Regions from separate parts of the Homo sapiens genome. Here region 1 is linked to region 2. The links are chromatin loops, found by intact Hi-C in ENCODE. Cell type or tissue: heart left ventricle. All regions are shown on one strand. Each heading gives the region's core, and the rest is flanking DNA. Links, peaks and the distances in the headings are about the cores only.

What was found. Hi-C counts contacts between places; a loop is a spot of excess contacts. Peaks named below come from ENCODE experiments on the same cell type or tissue, not always from the same donor. Only the 100,000 strongest peaks of a DNase experiment are listed, where the experiment ranks them.
Region 1: it touches region 2 in a loop (2.3-fold over the local background); 12 of 110 quality-filtered maps call a loop at or near these places.

Annotation. Positions count from the first base shown.
Region 1 is chr12:67,783,651-67,791,990 of GRCh38, forward strand. No RefSeq gene overlaps it. Among named protein-coding and RNA genes, the nearest start is that of LINC02421, 58 kb to the left of the region's middle. In heart left ventricle, for the core only: a CTCF peak has its summit at 4,836; no DNase peak of the experiment used is centred there; H3K27ac peaks cover 925 bases.
Region 2 is chr12:67,664,262-67,672,601 of GRCh38, forward strand. DYRK2 (dual specificity tyrosine phosphorylation regulated kinase 2) reads left to right here. Exons shown (of 3, transcript NM_006482.3): 3 at 1-1,145. LOC105369816 (a long non-coding RNA gene) reads left to right here and starts at 6,659. Exons shown (of 3, transcript XR_945052.3): 1 at 6,659-8,340. In heart left ventricle, for the core only: no CTCF peak of the experiment used is centred there; a DNase peak (open chromatin) is centred at 3,640; H3K27ac peaks cover 1,432 bases.

The DNA of each region.
Region 1 (8,340 bases), core at 218-8,217, 120 kb after region 2:
CCCTGGCTTCCTCCCTAGTCAGACCCGCCCTTGAATAAACACATGTATCCTGAAGTGTTATTGATCAGTTATACTAATTGTGTTATTTTTAGGTATTTTACATTTTATCAGTAGATAAATCCCTTTTGTAGTTAAAGTCATCAAAATAGAATTTGACTTGTGAAATTTTATTCACCAGCCCTCTTGAGGAAATTATGGCATGTAGGAATTATATAAGCTGTAGAGCAAGCAGGCTTGGATTGATCGTCTGTTCTGCCAATTAACAACTAGGTGACCTTATGTAGATTATGGAACCTCACTGAACCTCTTTAAAATGGAAATTGTAATGTCTATTCCACAGGGTTTCTGAGAGGATTAGGTCAAATAACATATGGAGACATTCTAGCACAAATCCTGACACACAGTTGCCTTCAGATGAGTCTCCCTCCCCTACTTTTCCTTATATCATCTGACATGGATTCATGACACTTCTTAGGACCTATGTCAAGCCTTTCCCCATTACTTAGACCTCACTAGGAAGAAGCTGGTTTCAAACTAGACTGACAACAGCAGTAGGCAAGAAACTGGGTAAAGTTCTGGAGCAATGCTTGCTGAAGGACTTAATTTGAGAAGCACAGGGGATCCTGGGGCAACTATCAGCAATTGGGACCTTCCTCCACTCTGTGAATGATAGAGTTGTGGAAGGTCCCATTGGGTCACTAAGACACAGTGATGAGTAACCAAATAGAAAGTTCAGAGGTTCCATCAAGCGCATGTATTGAAAAATCTTCGTGTCAAATCTTCACTGGACAAAGATGAATAAAACATTCTCGTCAAGAAGCTAAATAGGACAATATGGCATGGCCATTAAGAAAAAGGCCAACTGTCCAGTGTGGATGCCCTTCCATTGCTGGCTGGTAGAGTGTTTGAACAAGGGTCTAGGGAGTGTGGCTGGGCCAGATCTAGAGTGACTTCTCAGGCCTTACTTCTCAGGCCTTACTGAGGAGTTTGTACATTGCTTTGTAGATAATAGTCACTGGAGAATTTTGAATTTGAGAGTATTCTAGAAATACTATGATAGTAGCACAAAGAAAGTTTATTTAAGACGGCTGGCCTGGATGAATAAAAACCATTTAAGATACCATTGAAATAATAAAAGAAAAAAGGGAGAAGGAACTAAGAGAAGGGAGAAGAAGTAAGGCATTGGCAGTGAGAATTGATAGGGACAGCTTCAATAATTATTAGGAGGTAGAATTAAGAGGGCAAAGTGACTTCTGAACTGTATTCCAGGAAGTGGAAGGAGCTAGAATGGTTTCTGTTTTAGCTGCTAGTGTGGACATCAGAAATGGAACAGTGTTGTGGAAAAGGCAAGTTCAGTTTTCGATGCTTTCAGTTTGAGGCACTTAATGGGCCACCCAGTGGACGATGTCCAATAGACAGTTGGATTTATGAATCAAGAGCTCAAGAAAGAACTGGCTTGGAAAAACAGGATCGAGAGTCATCAGCCTGTTGTTGGTGGTTGATGTCATAAGATTCAATTAAATTGTCTAAGAAGAATATTTAGAGGAAAAGAGGGAATAAGCAGACTCTCCTAGATCACTAAAGTTTTGGCAGCAGACAAAAGTAGAAGTGGTATGAGAACACATCGAGAAGTACTTACAGAAGTAGGATGAGAATGGGAATAAATTAATGTCATAGAAGTAAAGACAAGAAAGAATATCTGAGCAGCAGTGTTAATGCTGCACAGAGGGCAAGTACAATAAGGACCAAGAAGCATCCTCTGCAGGTAACAAGGCCACATCTACAGCTGAAGGAGTCAGTCCTGTGGATTGAAAAAATCAAGGAGGGACCCTAACCTATGAGGGACCTGTGATAGGTACAACTTACCAAAACAGACACTCAGGAACAAGGACCAAGAAAGATGCCCAACAACACAAGTTGGTGGCAAAGATGAGGCTGGTCTCAGACCAGGAGAGAGCACATTTATCAAACAGATGTTCAAGGTTGGGGGTCAGTGAAGAGCATAGGTGAATTGACACGAAGCCCCAGACTTACTTAAATATATTACTAGAATAGGGCCAAACTTACAGGTTTCTGTCAAATGACGGAAGCTTTTTGGGAGCCACCTTTTCTACTTAAATCATTTCTTTGCATCTTGGGTTAGTCAGTGCAATTTGGATTGAAAGTATCATAAACCCAACTCAAACTAGCTAAAGTAAAAAGGGAACAATATTGGAAGAATATGATATATCTCATATAGTTAAAAGATTGAACAATGAAATAACAAACGATGATATGCAGGTAATCATCAGGAAAATGGAAACTCGAGTCAAGTCCTGCCAGGATCCTCTTTCTCAATTTCTCCTCACCTCTTCTTTTCTTCATGTTAACTTCATTCTCTCTACATAAACCACTTCCTCACCAATAGTACCCAAGTTTGTATCTTACCATTAGGGAGAGCCAGTTCTAAAAATACCTCAGGGACAGACTTGATTGGGCCTGGTACCACCTGTGGTGGCTGAAGAGCGACCAGGAATCACACTTCTGGAATGGGCAAAGTAGAGAGGAGCACTCTACAGAAAAAAAGGGTCGAAAGAGCTGGGTTGACAAAGCAATTGATGCCCAGTCTGCACATTCAACTTCAAAGAAGATTTAGGGTATATTAATAGTGTGACCAGATGTCTTTATTTGTCTGGAAAGTCCCTTTTTACACCTGTTGTCCTGGTACAATTATTAATAGCACCCTTATCACTTTCAAAAAATGTCCTGATTTGGAAGATAAATTATGCAGTTGTCTTATTCAGTGGGACTCTGAACTGGCCAAAATAGAGAAGAGAACGAGGTTTGAAAGGGAGGTGAAGATGACAGTGACCTCCTTTAGGGTAGGTTATTCTTCACGGCGGTGCCTCAGTACCCAGAACATAACATGTGCTCAGAAAATGTTGCATTAAAGATCCAATGTTAAAAAAAAAGAATCTAATGTAATAAAAAGATTTTCTCCTCCAAAGTGTTTTATGAAGTCATATACGACACATTTTCCCAACTCTATTATAGAGGACTTTTAGACTAATAGTATCATAGAATCTCAAAGCTACCAGGAAATTTTAAAGATTCTTAGTTCAACCGCTTTCTAATTAGACAGTAAACCTGTGAGCACAGCACTCATGTCTGTTCTGTTCAGTAAATCCTGGACACCCAGGAGCTGGCAAGTATAGGCATTGAATAAACATTTGATTCTGTTTTCAGGGCTTGCTTTTCTTCAATCATGTTTCTATCATAAGGACATCCGATAGAGGACCACTAATATTGGAGGTCTCATGCTTGATTAAACAGTCTTCCAGTCTCTGTCTGAGAAAGTCCTCTCTTGTAGTGAGCTGAAATGTGACTCCCTGTAATTTTCACATGTCCTTGTTTCTCTGTTTCTGAGGCTAACTCTTCTTCCATAGCACAATCTTTAGTCTTCCTTAACCACAGTTTCCTTTTCTTTTCTGACATGGTTTTCAGATCCTTTGCTATCCTGATCACTTTTGGACATATTCAGTTTGTCCAAAGACCTTGCTATGTCTTGAATGCCTCCTCCAAAACTCATGTTGAAACTTAATCCCCAACATGGCAGTATTGAGAGGTAGGGCCTTTAAGAAGTGATTGGGTCTTGAGGGCTCTGACCTCATGAATGGATTAACTCATTCATGGATTAATGGGTTGATAGATTGATGGGATATCATGGGAAGGGATCTGGTGGCTTTATAAGAAGAGAAGGAGAGACCTGAGCTAGCATGTTAGCGCACTCAGCCCCCTCACCAGGCACTGTCTTAGGATGCTAGAGTCCCCTCCAGCAGGAAGGCTCTCACCACAAGCACCCCCTTAAACTTGGACTTCCCAGGCTCCATAACTGTAAGAAACACATTTATTTCCTTTATAAATGACCCAGTTTCAAGTATTCTGTTATAAGCAACAGAAAATGGACTAAGACAGACCTGTAGGCGAGTTCAAAGATGTGTTTTGGCCGTGACAAAAAAAAAAAAAAATGAAAGGCAATCTCACATCGTTCCTTCAAGAAAATTAAGTTTCTATTAATATTAAGCTAAGATTATTCAGATGTTTTTAGCCATGTCTCACTACTGACTCACATATAGTTTCTCATTAATTATTTTTAATTAGGGATAGCCTCAGTATTTGAAGTTTGAGTAGAAAGAGAAGCAGAGTTTTACATGTGTTTCTGCCAAAGTCAGATCTGCTCTATCACTTCTTATGCAATCAGTGTATTGAATTGTGTTAGAGCCTTGAATTTATCCCTGTTAAATGCCACAGCAACATGCTTTACAAGAGTTTCAAATGTTTTTGCATCGTAACTTTGATATCAGAATCTTTTTTGACTCTCCCATTTTGTTGTTGTCCTCATATCTAATGGGTAAAGTATACTTGAAAGAAAGTGGCAATCACTATGATTTTATGAGCCAGGGTCTCTTAAAAAACATTTTCACAGATTTAGTACCCTGGTAGGTAACCAACGAGTTACAAAGCAGCACATCTCACTAAAAAGAAAATTTTGCAAAAATTGAAACTGTTCCGCCCTGAATGAGTTGCCTTCTAAGATATTTCCTGATCACTGGTAGGTGTAGACAGACAGGATAACCATCTGTCCAGGATGTTTTACTGGGAATTCCTGCACTGGGTGGGACTTTAGACTAGATTACCTCCAAAGATATTTTCAGCTCGTAGATTCCATGTACAGTACACATTTACTATTAATAGCCTACATTGGATTTTTTTATCATCCCATAGCTGAGAGGACATTACATTTTCCCGTGAACTAGTTATAATATAATTCCCCACACGATGGTGTCTGGGGGATGTATTTTTGGAAATTTTAAACCACTCTATGTTTCTGATATGTTCCATTTAAGTGGGGGTTAAGTTTTATCTTAACAGGAAAAAATTAAGGCTGAATGATTATTTGTTGTCAAATACACATTATTAACAATTACAATCATTGGTATGTACATAATGAGTTTTTGGGTGTTCATCTGCTGGTTAAGAGCACAACCTGTCTTGCTTCTCATCAGATTTAATCATCCATCTCTACTCTCATCTATCAATTCATCTGTTCCTCCTTCTTAGTTAATATAAATTATGGCTCTTTTGAAATAGCTAGTAATTGTGCAACTAGCTTAGAAAGTTGTAGCCCTCAAACCTAGATTGTCATCCTATAGTATAAGAAACTGCTTTGAGGCTAGAAGGAAAAAGGAAATTACAGTATTAAAACTCCACTAAGAAAAATGCCAAATTCTAGCCTATTATTTATTATGTGCTCTAATGCAGAACTCAGAACTTTTCCAGATGAGCATACATTTGATTAAACATAACTTCTGAATCCTCTAGTGGATTATTAGGGTGGTCTGGCTCTCTTTGAGAAGCAGTAATGGATTCCTATGTTATCACTTAGTGGAAGACATTTAAGAAATTTCAGCAGGTGATAAATGAAGCAAAAGTGATATTTAAATTGAGGGAAAGAATGAATGGCTCTTTCCAGATCTTATTTCTGGGGTCAATATGGTAAAAGCATTTAGAAATGTATGTATTTTTTTCTTATTTTTTTAAAATTTACATCTATAGAGAATGCTAACTAGCTAAACTTGAAAGATGATTCACTTTGTTTAATTTGGATTAAATAACCCTTCTAGCTGTATGTTTTTTCTAATTATAGGGTCCCATTTTACATAACCAATTTGAAGCATCTCTGATTCAGCTCTGAACTCTAGAGTTTGTGCTATTCTCTACTTTCTCCATTGTGGTTTTACTAGTTCACTCTAGTTTGACATTGAGAAATGGAATCAGTCCACTGGAACAACTTCCATTCTTACAGGAAACTCTGATGACACTCAGAGTGCTCTTCATTGGGTGCAATGGTGAAGAGTCTTAGCAGAACTCTTAGACTTATGTGTGGAAAAGTTTTAGCCATGTTACAGTGATGGCCAGAGATTTATTACCATTTCACTGATTTTAGGAAATATTGTCCTTTCATGGAAGACCCTGGAAATTCACGGGCTCTTTCTAGAATAATCTGAAGTTTTCTCTTTCTGTTGGCATTTTGCTTACTGAGGTCACAGCTAATTAGTAGCCTACTTAGAAGAGGAATTTCTTTTCTTCTCTGGCAGCCAGTAGAATCTCATTGGATTGTAGCTGATAAAACAATCTTCTCTTTAGTGATAGTCTGTATTCTAATTGTACTTATGAGGCCTGTAGGTTATGGTTAAAATTAAAACACAATAAATAGAATAAATTTAATACATTAGCAACTATGCAAAACAGCAGCCACAAGTGACATGGATTTGTTTCTGTGTCCTAAAACTCAGTAGTATATTAGTGCAACATAATTACAGTAATCCTATGATGTTCTGCCATACAATGGCATCTCCAACTATATGAGCTCCTTCTGTCACTAGGGTTTATTTCTAGCGCTTCTCATATTTCAGAGTAACAAAATAAAGGTATTTAGCAGTGTTTCCTCTGGGCTTGGATGCAGTGTTTTGTAAATTGATTTTCATCCATATTCATATCAGGGCTAAATCAGAGAAACAAGGAACTTGACTTTCTACTGGAGAAGAGCTAAATTGAGTATAAAGATTGAGCATTAATGTGTGTGTAGTCTTTTCTCTGACAAGTTAAGGGGGCTTTGGTAGACAGTAGGAATGATTTAACCTTGGCAGTGTCTTCTGTTCAGAGTGTAGCTTATTTGGAAGTAACAGGCTAGAGGACTTCAGCCTTATGGGTTTCTTAATGGAAGTCTTCTTTCTTGAATAGAGAATATTACAGTTTGTGGATAGAAGCTTCAAAAGGATATGAATCATGAAGGTTTAACTTACGGTAACGGGTGGGACTCTTATACCTAGTTTAGAATCAAAGAACTTGTAAAAAAAAATTGGCCTTCTTATGGGCTAATTATCTAGCTACAATTTCTACAGCATTTTTGAATGAGGTATGACTGACTCCTCTACAGATGACAATTTATCTTTGCACTGTCAGAAAGGCAGCCTGGTTTAGTAGTCGCATATCATCTATAAGACCTGTAGGCTTTTGTGAGATTAAGCTACTCATGACCTTCTAAATGTCGTCCCAGTCTCTGATCTATATCCATTGCTCTCCATCCCTTCCTCCTCACCCTCTCCTCCAGCACCCTGTGGATGTTCCCCCACTTCAGGAGTCTGGCTCTCAGAGGATTTTTTTACACTACCAGTGTGGCATGTGTAACATGACCTGGACATCCAGTCCATGACAGTAGTTTTTGGTCTTGCTCTATTATCAGCAAATATTTCTGAGCACTCATCACTAAAATATGTATTCTTATTTTTAAATTATGTAAGCATACTATATAGTACTGCATTTTATACATAAAACATATACAAATTTAAAATGATAAAAATTAAAAAACAATGTAACTGGAAAATCTATTATTTTATTCTGTGTACCAAAAGATCATCTTCCACATTTCCTGGAAAGTCTGCCCCTCACTTTGGAGAACCTGTACTGTAGTACTGGTAGTTATAATTGTGTCCTCTAACTAGATGTGCACTCTGTAAGGGTACGGAGTATGGTTAATTCAATTTTGTATCCATGAAAGTTATCATAGCATCTTGGACATTATAATAACTTAATGATCCCTATTTTGAATGAATTAACAATTTCTACCTCTGCATCTTTTTTTTTTCATTAGTGCTCCTCTCAAAAATATTTCTCCTTCCCTTCCTTTTCACCTGGCCAAAGTCTACCTGTCACCCAAGTCAAGGCCAGGTTTTTTTTTTTATTTCCTATGAATTTTTTCCTGTCACTCTAAATCTCATGTAATCTTTCTTCTCACCTATAGAAATTACTGACTCTGCTGTTCACTTAACATATCGCATTCATTGTCGGTGACAGATGACATTTTCTCCTTCACTTATGAAGCTTAGTTTGGCTGGATATGAAATTCTTGGTTGAAAATTCTTTTTTTTAAGAATGTTGAATATTGGCCCCCACTCTCATCTGGCTTGTAGGGTTTCTGCCGAGAGATCTGCTGTTAGTCTGATGGGCTTCCCTTTGTGGGTAACCCAACCTTTCTCTCTGGCTGCCCTTAAGATTTTTTCCTTCATTTCAACACTGGTGAATCTGACAATTAAATTGTGTCTTGGGATTGTTGTTTTTGAGGAGTATCTTTGTGGTACTCTCTGTATTTCCTGAATTTGAAAGTTGGCCTGCCTTGCTAGGTTGGGAAAGTTCTACTGGCTAATATCTTGAAGAGTGTTTTCTAACTTGGTTCCATTCTCCCCATCAATTTCAGGTACACCAATCAAACGTAGATTTGGTCTTTTCATTTGGTCTTTT
Region 2 (8,340 bases), core at 200-8,199:
TATGGGGTGGGAGCATAATTGCCATTCCCATGTGTCTCAAGGAAGCTTAATGAGGAAACTAATGAGTTAATATTAACTCTTCTGAAGAAAGCTGACATTTTAGGAGTATTAAGTCATCTGTCGTTAAGGAGCAGCAAGAATATATTATGATTGTATCACATGTTCCAGAAGAGCATTACCCCTTACATAGAAAGCTCCTTGGAGATTTCATGATGTTGGATGAACATCAGTTTATCCTTATACATCCCTATGAGCTATAATTATCCTCATTTGATACTTGAGGAAACTGAAGTGACTTGCTCCAAAGTTGACTACAAAAACATTGCAGTTTGAGGCTTAGGTTGTAATCAGGTAATTTTGGTCTTGGACAGTAAGGGAAAATCCATAATACATAAAACACAAAAGTTTAGAAAGGGGGGGAAGTTGAGCTAGCAATGGGCATTTCTATTATTTAAGTTACATATCAGTTTCCAGGAATATTTTTCAAATGGGACAAACTAAAAAGTTGAGGACTAGAGCATCGTAGTGTCTAAGTGCACCTAATAACTTAATGCATGTGCACACACCCTCAGTTAATTTGTAAGAGAGTGACTTCTCATTGTTATTTGTGGAGAGGCTAATTATAGTAGCTTCATTCTTTATTTTCTGTGTTCTTAAATTTTTTTTTACATTTGAAAGTATGAAAATACTATTTTTGACACTTTACTGATACTCAGGGATTAAAAGTTAAATTTTACTGACTGTAGCAGCAGGTAAATCTCTTAAATTTACTCAGGTTTCCTATCCTTTGCCTCCATATTTAAGAAAATATAGAATGCCTGCCAGGGAAATATATAAAAATAAAAATTTCAAATACAATTTTAAAATACCAATTTGTAAATAAACCAATTTTACAAACTAAAATATTGTGTCTTTCCTTGCTTTTTATCCCAATTTATCTCCCCTCCTAAGTTTGAGGAGTTTTATATATTAAGGCTATTTCTTCATTTGTAAAAATGAAGTATGCTATTTGCAAAGCAAAAGCCCATGAAAAGCCCCAAATCATTTAAGTAAAGCTTACTGAATTGTTTTCAATTGTTTTGGGAGAAATGTAACTAATTATAAGCAATTTATGTGGACCAGCAGCAAATAAATGTATGAGTACATTTGGGCGAATTTGTCATCTTTTTATCTGAAGAGGAATACCCTACTTAATTTCCCTTGTCTGTAAAATTGAGTTTATCAGAATTTTGGCTAGGGTAGCTTTAAATATATATATAGAAAATGCAGATGGCATTTATTTGTCAAATATTTATTAAATAAGCCTCCTACAGCCCAGAATCTTGTAGGCACTAGGGATATATAATGCTGAACAAAACACACAGTGCCTTTTTCAGGGAGTTTTTAGACTGGTTGGGAAGGCAGACATTACATGGGTAATTATATGAACAAATACATATTTTATACAACAAATACTTTGCATAGTTGCAAAGTAGTAAGTGCTGTGAAGAAAAAGCATGTTGTGCTGAGTGTGTGTGCAATGTTGTATGGATCAAAGATGGCTTCCCCAGGAAACAAATAGCTTTTGAGCTGAGGAACAAAGAGCATGAATAGAGACCCTGTAGCTAGCTAGAGGAAATAAGGTGAACAACTGAAGGCAGGGCCACTTGGCCAGAGCCCAGAGAATGAGAGAATTTGGTGTGAAACGAAAGTGATGAGGTGAACCAGAACATGCCAAGCCCTGTAGGTGCTATTAAGGATTTTGGTCCTTACCCTATAAGTAAGGAAGCCACCAAGAGATTTTTGAGGAGGAAATGCCATGAGCAGATTGGCTCTTCCTGGCTGTCTTTATAGGAAAGTACTGAGAAGGGTAAGAGTAGATGAAGGAAGCCCAACTGGAAGTGTTTGCAAGATATGGCAGACTGGCCCACAGGATGGGGATGGACATTTAAAGAAAATGGATTTGAGGGCTCATAAGGATACAGAAAAACAGATGCTCTCTGATTTACAATAGGTCAACTTAAAATGTTTTGAGTTTGTGATGGGTTTATCTGGTATTGAATGCACTTTCAGTTTACAACATTTTCAACTTCGGATGGGTTTATCAGGAAGTAGCCCTTTCATAAGTCCAGGCCCATCTGCATTAAGGTAGAAATAACAGTGATGTCTCTTTGTGTCTGAAAAGTTGTTGTTGCTATTTGTGTCTGGTTTGCTACATTGCATCAAAAGGAATCACAGTATCTTACTTGTTTAAGAAAAGAAAGGGTTGCAAATTAATGCCTTTGGTTACAAAGTATGAAGCACTGGTATACTATCTTTTGCTGAAGATTTGAAGCCTTTGAGTAGAATCTTGTTTATTCATTCATTCAAATTCTTTTCAGGAAATTTTAAATTTTAAAAAGATTATAAAAATGGGGTGGGGGGATTTTACATATTAAGTTTTTATATTAAGACTAAAATGAATGAAGGGAAGAAGGGAGGGAGGGGGAGAGGGAGGCAACTAGATTCGTGAGAAAGAAAAACAGACTAGGAGGTCAGCAAAGGCTGCTGTGGCCTAGTGGCTGAATGTGGTGTTCTGAAGGAGGAAGGAGCTCAAGAGCAAGCAAGGCAAACTCCCTCTCCCCCTCCCTGCCTTTCTTCTTCCCTTCCTTTCATAGAAATTAAACTTTTACTCTCTAAGATGGTATATTTGGATTTGGCATATTTGAGTTTACCAAAACAAAAAAAAAATTATAAAAAGTGAAAGAGGAGGAGAAGGAGGAGATCAATCCCTGCCTTTGAGGACATTATGTTTAATTAGGAAGACAAGATTGGACAGAAAATATTAAGTTTAGAACATTGAAAGATGAAATTCAGAATAAGTGCAGGTCATTTGTGTTGCTCTTGGATAATAATAGCTTTCAGAAGGTGGGTCTCCAGCCAGGACTTGATGGAATTCAGATTGAGAGAGAGAAAAAGGATATTCTAGGAGAAGCAAATTGCTTTAACTGAGGGATGTCATGAATCATTCATTCGTATGTCATCCAGTATTTACTGAGCACCTACGTGTATAATTTTTGGCATAATGCAAAGGATGGGCAAAGAGACTGGGTTTGTGGCAGTGTGAAGAAGGGAGAATAATTTCTTCGGAAGGTAGGCCTTGTCCTGTGGTTTTTCTCAAATGTGCCATGTTGTTGTAGCCACAACACATGTGCTGTCTCTGTCTAGAGTGCATTTGCCAATCTCTGCCTCATCCTGTGAGATTCAGCCCAGACCAGATGTCACTGCCCCTACAAAGTCCTCTTTAAGCTGAGGTTGAGCAAGATCACCCTTACCAAAAGGTAACACTGGCAATCTCTCTGCTAACTGCAAGGTGAGTAGAACTGAGTTGAGAAGGCAGCAGAATCCTCTCCCCTGTTTCCCTCCATCCTTCCCATTGGGCACACACTGGCAAAAAAAAAAAAAAGAAAAGAAAAACAAAAAGCAAGTGATGTATGAAGATACCATGTTAGTAAGGGAGGTACTTGTTAACCAGACAATCATAAAATGTTTATAGTTTGTAAGCAGTGCCCAGCATGAGAAGAAGCAGCTAGATTCGTGAGAAAGAATAACAGACTGGGAAGTCAGCAAAGGCCGCTCTGGCATAGTGGCGTGGATGTGGTGTTCTGAAGGAGGAAGGAGCTGAAGAGCAGGCCAGAGCACGGGGTGGAGGCTTGCCAAGTCTGGAGTTTGGTGAGCCAGGGGAAAGCTCGTGCAGGATAAGGAGGGACAGAAATGCAATGCCGGACCTTGGAGAAGGCCACACAGACCATTTGGAGGAGCTGGGAATTTATTCTGATTACACCAGGAAGCCATTGATGCATGTACAATAAATTAAAAAAAAAACAAAAAAAAAATCATTCTGGTTTCCTATGGAGAAAAACTGGAGGGGAGCCATATGGAGATGGTGCCACTCTATGAGACAGAGGACTTCTAACCATCTGGGAGGAGTTGAGAGAGATCATTTGATGGAAGAATGGTCCTCCACCAGAAGTTCTGTTTAAGAAGTGAAGTGAGGTGGGGATAAGGCTACGCAGGATTCTGAGGATACCATTTGTGTTGCTATTTTTGTAATTGAAATAATGTAGGCTGAAAAAAAGTGTTTTTACAGCGTGACTACGTAAAAATTACAGATGCAATGTAATTAATCTATAAAGGACATTTAAAACCAGTAAGAAAAATGCTAATATTCCAGTGGAAAAAAGAGACAATAATACCTTCAAAAAATTTACATGAGCAACATAAATGGACCAAAAAAATTATAAATTATAAATCAAAGTAATAAAAATTAAAGCCATGAGTTTATTTTTAACCCACAAAATATCAACAATTAATTAAACAACCATTTTTATTGCTAGCAAGGGTGTGGAGTGATATAAAGCACTCGTTTGATGCTGCTGGGGCATAATTAGCAGAGCCTTTCTGGAGGGCACTTGGTAATCTGTACCAAGAGCTTTAGAAATGCTCATTCATTTTTACCTGTTGATTCTACTTCCAGAAATTGGTATCAGAATCCATGATGTAAACAAAGAGTTATGTACAAGAATAATCATATCTACTAGCACAAACTTAGAAAAAAACCTTGTATCTATTAACAGAGGTTTGCTTAATAAATTATATCAATTATGAACAACATGTTTACAGTGTAATATTAAAGAAAAAAAGGGGGGCACACAAGTGAATGTCCTCCCTACCAAAGCAGGCAAAGGCAGAGGCAGAGATGGCATTGGGAAAAGAATTAGAAAGAAATACAGCAAAGTATTAACAGGTAGCTGATACTAATTTTAATTTTCTTATATATTTTTCATCAGTTTTCACAATAACCATATTTTAAAAATATATTTAAAAACTCAATACATTATTATAAAGAAAAACATTTGTAAGGAATGAATAAAACCAAAAGAAAACTGCTATGGACTAAGTAAACAGAGCACTTTAATAATAGGGAGGAAATTTGCTTCCTGGCCTATTGAACCATGTGAACCAGTTCCTACATTTGCCAGGTACTTTCTCACTTCTGGTTTCCACCAACTTGGAATATGGCCCTCTCCTTGGCCTGGCTCACTCCTGCTGTCCCCATGTCTCAAGTAGCTGTGCTTCCTCCCTCTGCCCTGCCTGTCTCCCTCACTCAGCCTTCATCAGATGAACTGAGAGGATCCTGCCATCTCCCATGTTCATCTCAGTGACTACTTTCTAGACCTTAGAATTGAGTGGTCAGGCTGGTTTAATTATCACACTTTGGGTTCCTTGAGGGCCAGGGACTGTCTTTCTTGCTGACATAAAGGGACGATCCCCAGGGACTGACATAAAGTTTGGGACAAAACAGGGCCTCAGTAAAAGTTTGTGAGTGAGTAAATTGCTTGGGGAGGGTGGTTCAAGAGAGATGTGCACAAAGGAAGGCATCTTTGAGATGGCTTTGAGAAGGAGTTTTGGAGAGAGTGCAGGAAATGGAACGTATTACCCAGTGCCTGGAGGCTGGTGGTGAGGAAATGGTGTGGTGGGTACAGGCCCGCTCATGAACGTCGGCCGTGAATGTGGGGAGATGGAGAGAAAGATGATGAGCAAAGGTGGAGCAAGTGAGTATTTTTTCCAGGTAGGCAAAAGTAATCAGTCTAGTACTTTCTTCTACTTAAACTCTCCACTGACCTCTCATCACACTAAGGATAACATGGGTAATTTCCTTGACATGTCCTTCAAAGCCCTTTGCGATTGGGCTCCTGCTTCTTTCCAACGTCATTTGGTTCCATTCTTCCCTGGCTCAGTGCATTCCAGCCACATCTGTTTTCTGTGTGTTTCCTGAATGTCTGTCTCATTCCTGCCTCAGGACATTAGTACTTCCTGCTCCCTCTGCTGAAACCCCTCTGCGCTCTCTCCTTGTGTGGTTGGTGTCTTACTGTTTATCACTTAGATCTGACACTATCTGCTTAGATAGTACTTCCTTGGCCACTCTACCAGTGCCCATTTCCCCCACCCCTAGTCCTTCTCTGTCACGTTACCCTGTTTATTTTTTTTTTAAGTGTCTTACAAAAGACACTGATCAGTGTCTGGAAAAACCTTATTTATCTGTTTAATGATTGTTTATTGTCTGTCTCCCTCAATAAGTGTAAGTTACATTATGCTAGTTCTTGTTACCTCTGTATTTCCTATTGCCTTAAACAGCACTGGCATGCAGTAGGCATTCCACAACTGTTTGTTATTGAATATAAAGGCTTATGTGTGTTGGAGGAAGTAAAGAAGAAGCCAGTGGAGAGGGAGAAATTAGAAATGTTATATGCCAGGAAGGCAAATAGGTATCATTTCTAGTGCCAACCTTGAATGCTTGGTAGTGGCTGCCTAGAACCCTGCCTTAGGATTATGCAGTTTCCTCAGGGTTCAGCAGAAAACAACGCTATAATTGATTAACAATGTCTTATTGCTAATTAGCAAATTCCATAGGCATAGGAAGGGGCAGTTTAGTGGTTGAATAATAGACTTCTATTTCAGTGTGCATTGCTTCAATTCTTGTCTTGACACATGGACATTGTTTTCAGGATATGGCTGAGACTAGATCTCAGTTAATGTATAGGTTGTTGGGTTTTTCCTTTACAAACCTGTATAATATGAAGAGCACAGATGCTTTTGTATCTTCTTCTTCTTCTTCTTCTTCTTCTTCTTCTTCTTCCTATTATTATTATTATTATTATTATTATTATTATTATTGAGATGGAGTCTCGCTCTGTCACCCATTCTGGAGTGCAGTGGCAAGACCTCGGCTCACTGCAACCTCCACCTCCCGAGTTTAAGCGATTCTCCTGGCTCAACCTCCCAAGTAGCTTGGACTATAAGCATGTGGCAACATGTCCGGCTGATTTTTGTACTTTTAGTAGAGACGGAGTTTCACCATGTTGGCAAGGCTGGTCTCAAACTCTTGACCTCAAGTGATCCGCCTGCCTCAGCCTCCCAAAGTACTGGGATTATAGGCATGAGCTGTCACACTCGGCCATAGTATAATTTACTAATTTGTTCTTTAATGTGATATTTGTCCATATGTGTGTATGCCTTCAGTGGTATGGGAAAAGGACAGCAAGTATTTCTTAATCATCTTAGTCTCCTTTCTTTTATACTTTCAGTGCTTGATCTTTTGGGTGATATCAGAATGGTAGCTACTTCTGGGTAAACATCATTAACAAGCCCTCTGGCCAGCAGTAAGAGGTGGCCTCCCTGGGATGACAAGGTAGAAGGGAGCTGCAGTTGAGTTGTTTTCCTATTTCAGATACTCCCTATCTCCTTTTAGGTTTGGAATCTGCAAGTCTCTTACCCTCTAGGCTAATTATTTCCTTTTGAGAGCAGTGAGGCCTTTTATCAAGATGGCTACATTCTTGTGTGTCCTGACGCACAAATGATGAGTAATGGGCTGATTAGCCCAGTGACCTTCATGAATGATAAAAAGGGAACATAAAGATGAGAGGTTTTTCCCACTCTGGGAATCAGCTTCTCTCTGGACTTTTTTCAAGACATGCTCCCTTACAATAAATAGTACATTGCGCTTATTTCTTGTCTGATCCATGCATCCTGATATTTTGAAATGAGAATTTTAAAACCAAGGATGGAGTACTTGACTCCCAGGCCCCTGACCAGGATCTGCTTAGCACACACTATTTAATAGTGTTCAGATTAACTTCTGGGCACCTGCGAGCCACCACAGTGCTGCTATTTTGATAATCCCATGGTTTAGAGGCCCTGACACCATGGCCACTTCCACCTTTTACTCTGATTAAGCGCTCATGTTGCTATTCTGTGAACCAGTGCCAGAGAGGAAGGTTGGCTCTCTGTTTGGAAGTGGCCCAAGCTTCTATTATAACCACTTTGGGAAAAAAGGCAAAAGAGCAGCTGTCCTACACAGTGTCTTTCTCCTCCTCCTGCTCACCCAGTCTGAGCTCAGACTTACCATGATTCCCTCATTTGACCTCGAGCATATCACCATCAGGGGTTTGCAATTCAAAGTACAGCATCACAGCAGACAGAACAATGGCTTGGCCAAAGATGTCCATGTCCTTATCCTCAGAATATGTGAACAGGTTAGGTTGCATGATGTTTTGACTGCATTGTGTTTTCCCAGAACTCATATGTTGAAGCCTAACCCCCAATGTGTCTGTATTTGGAGATAGGGCCTTTAGGGAAGTAATTAAGGTTAAATGAGGTTGTAAGGATGCTGTTTGTATTAGTCCATTTTCACACTGCTGATAAAGACATACCCAAGACTGGGAAGAAAAGAGGTTTAATGGACTTACAGATGCACATGGCTGGGGAGGCCTCGCAATCATGGAGGAAGGCAAGGAGTAGCAAGTCACATCTTATGTGGAT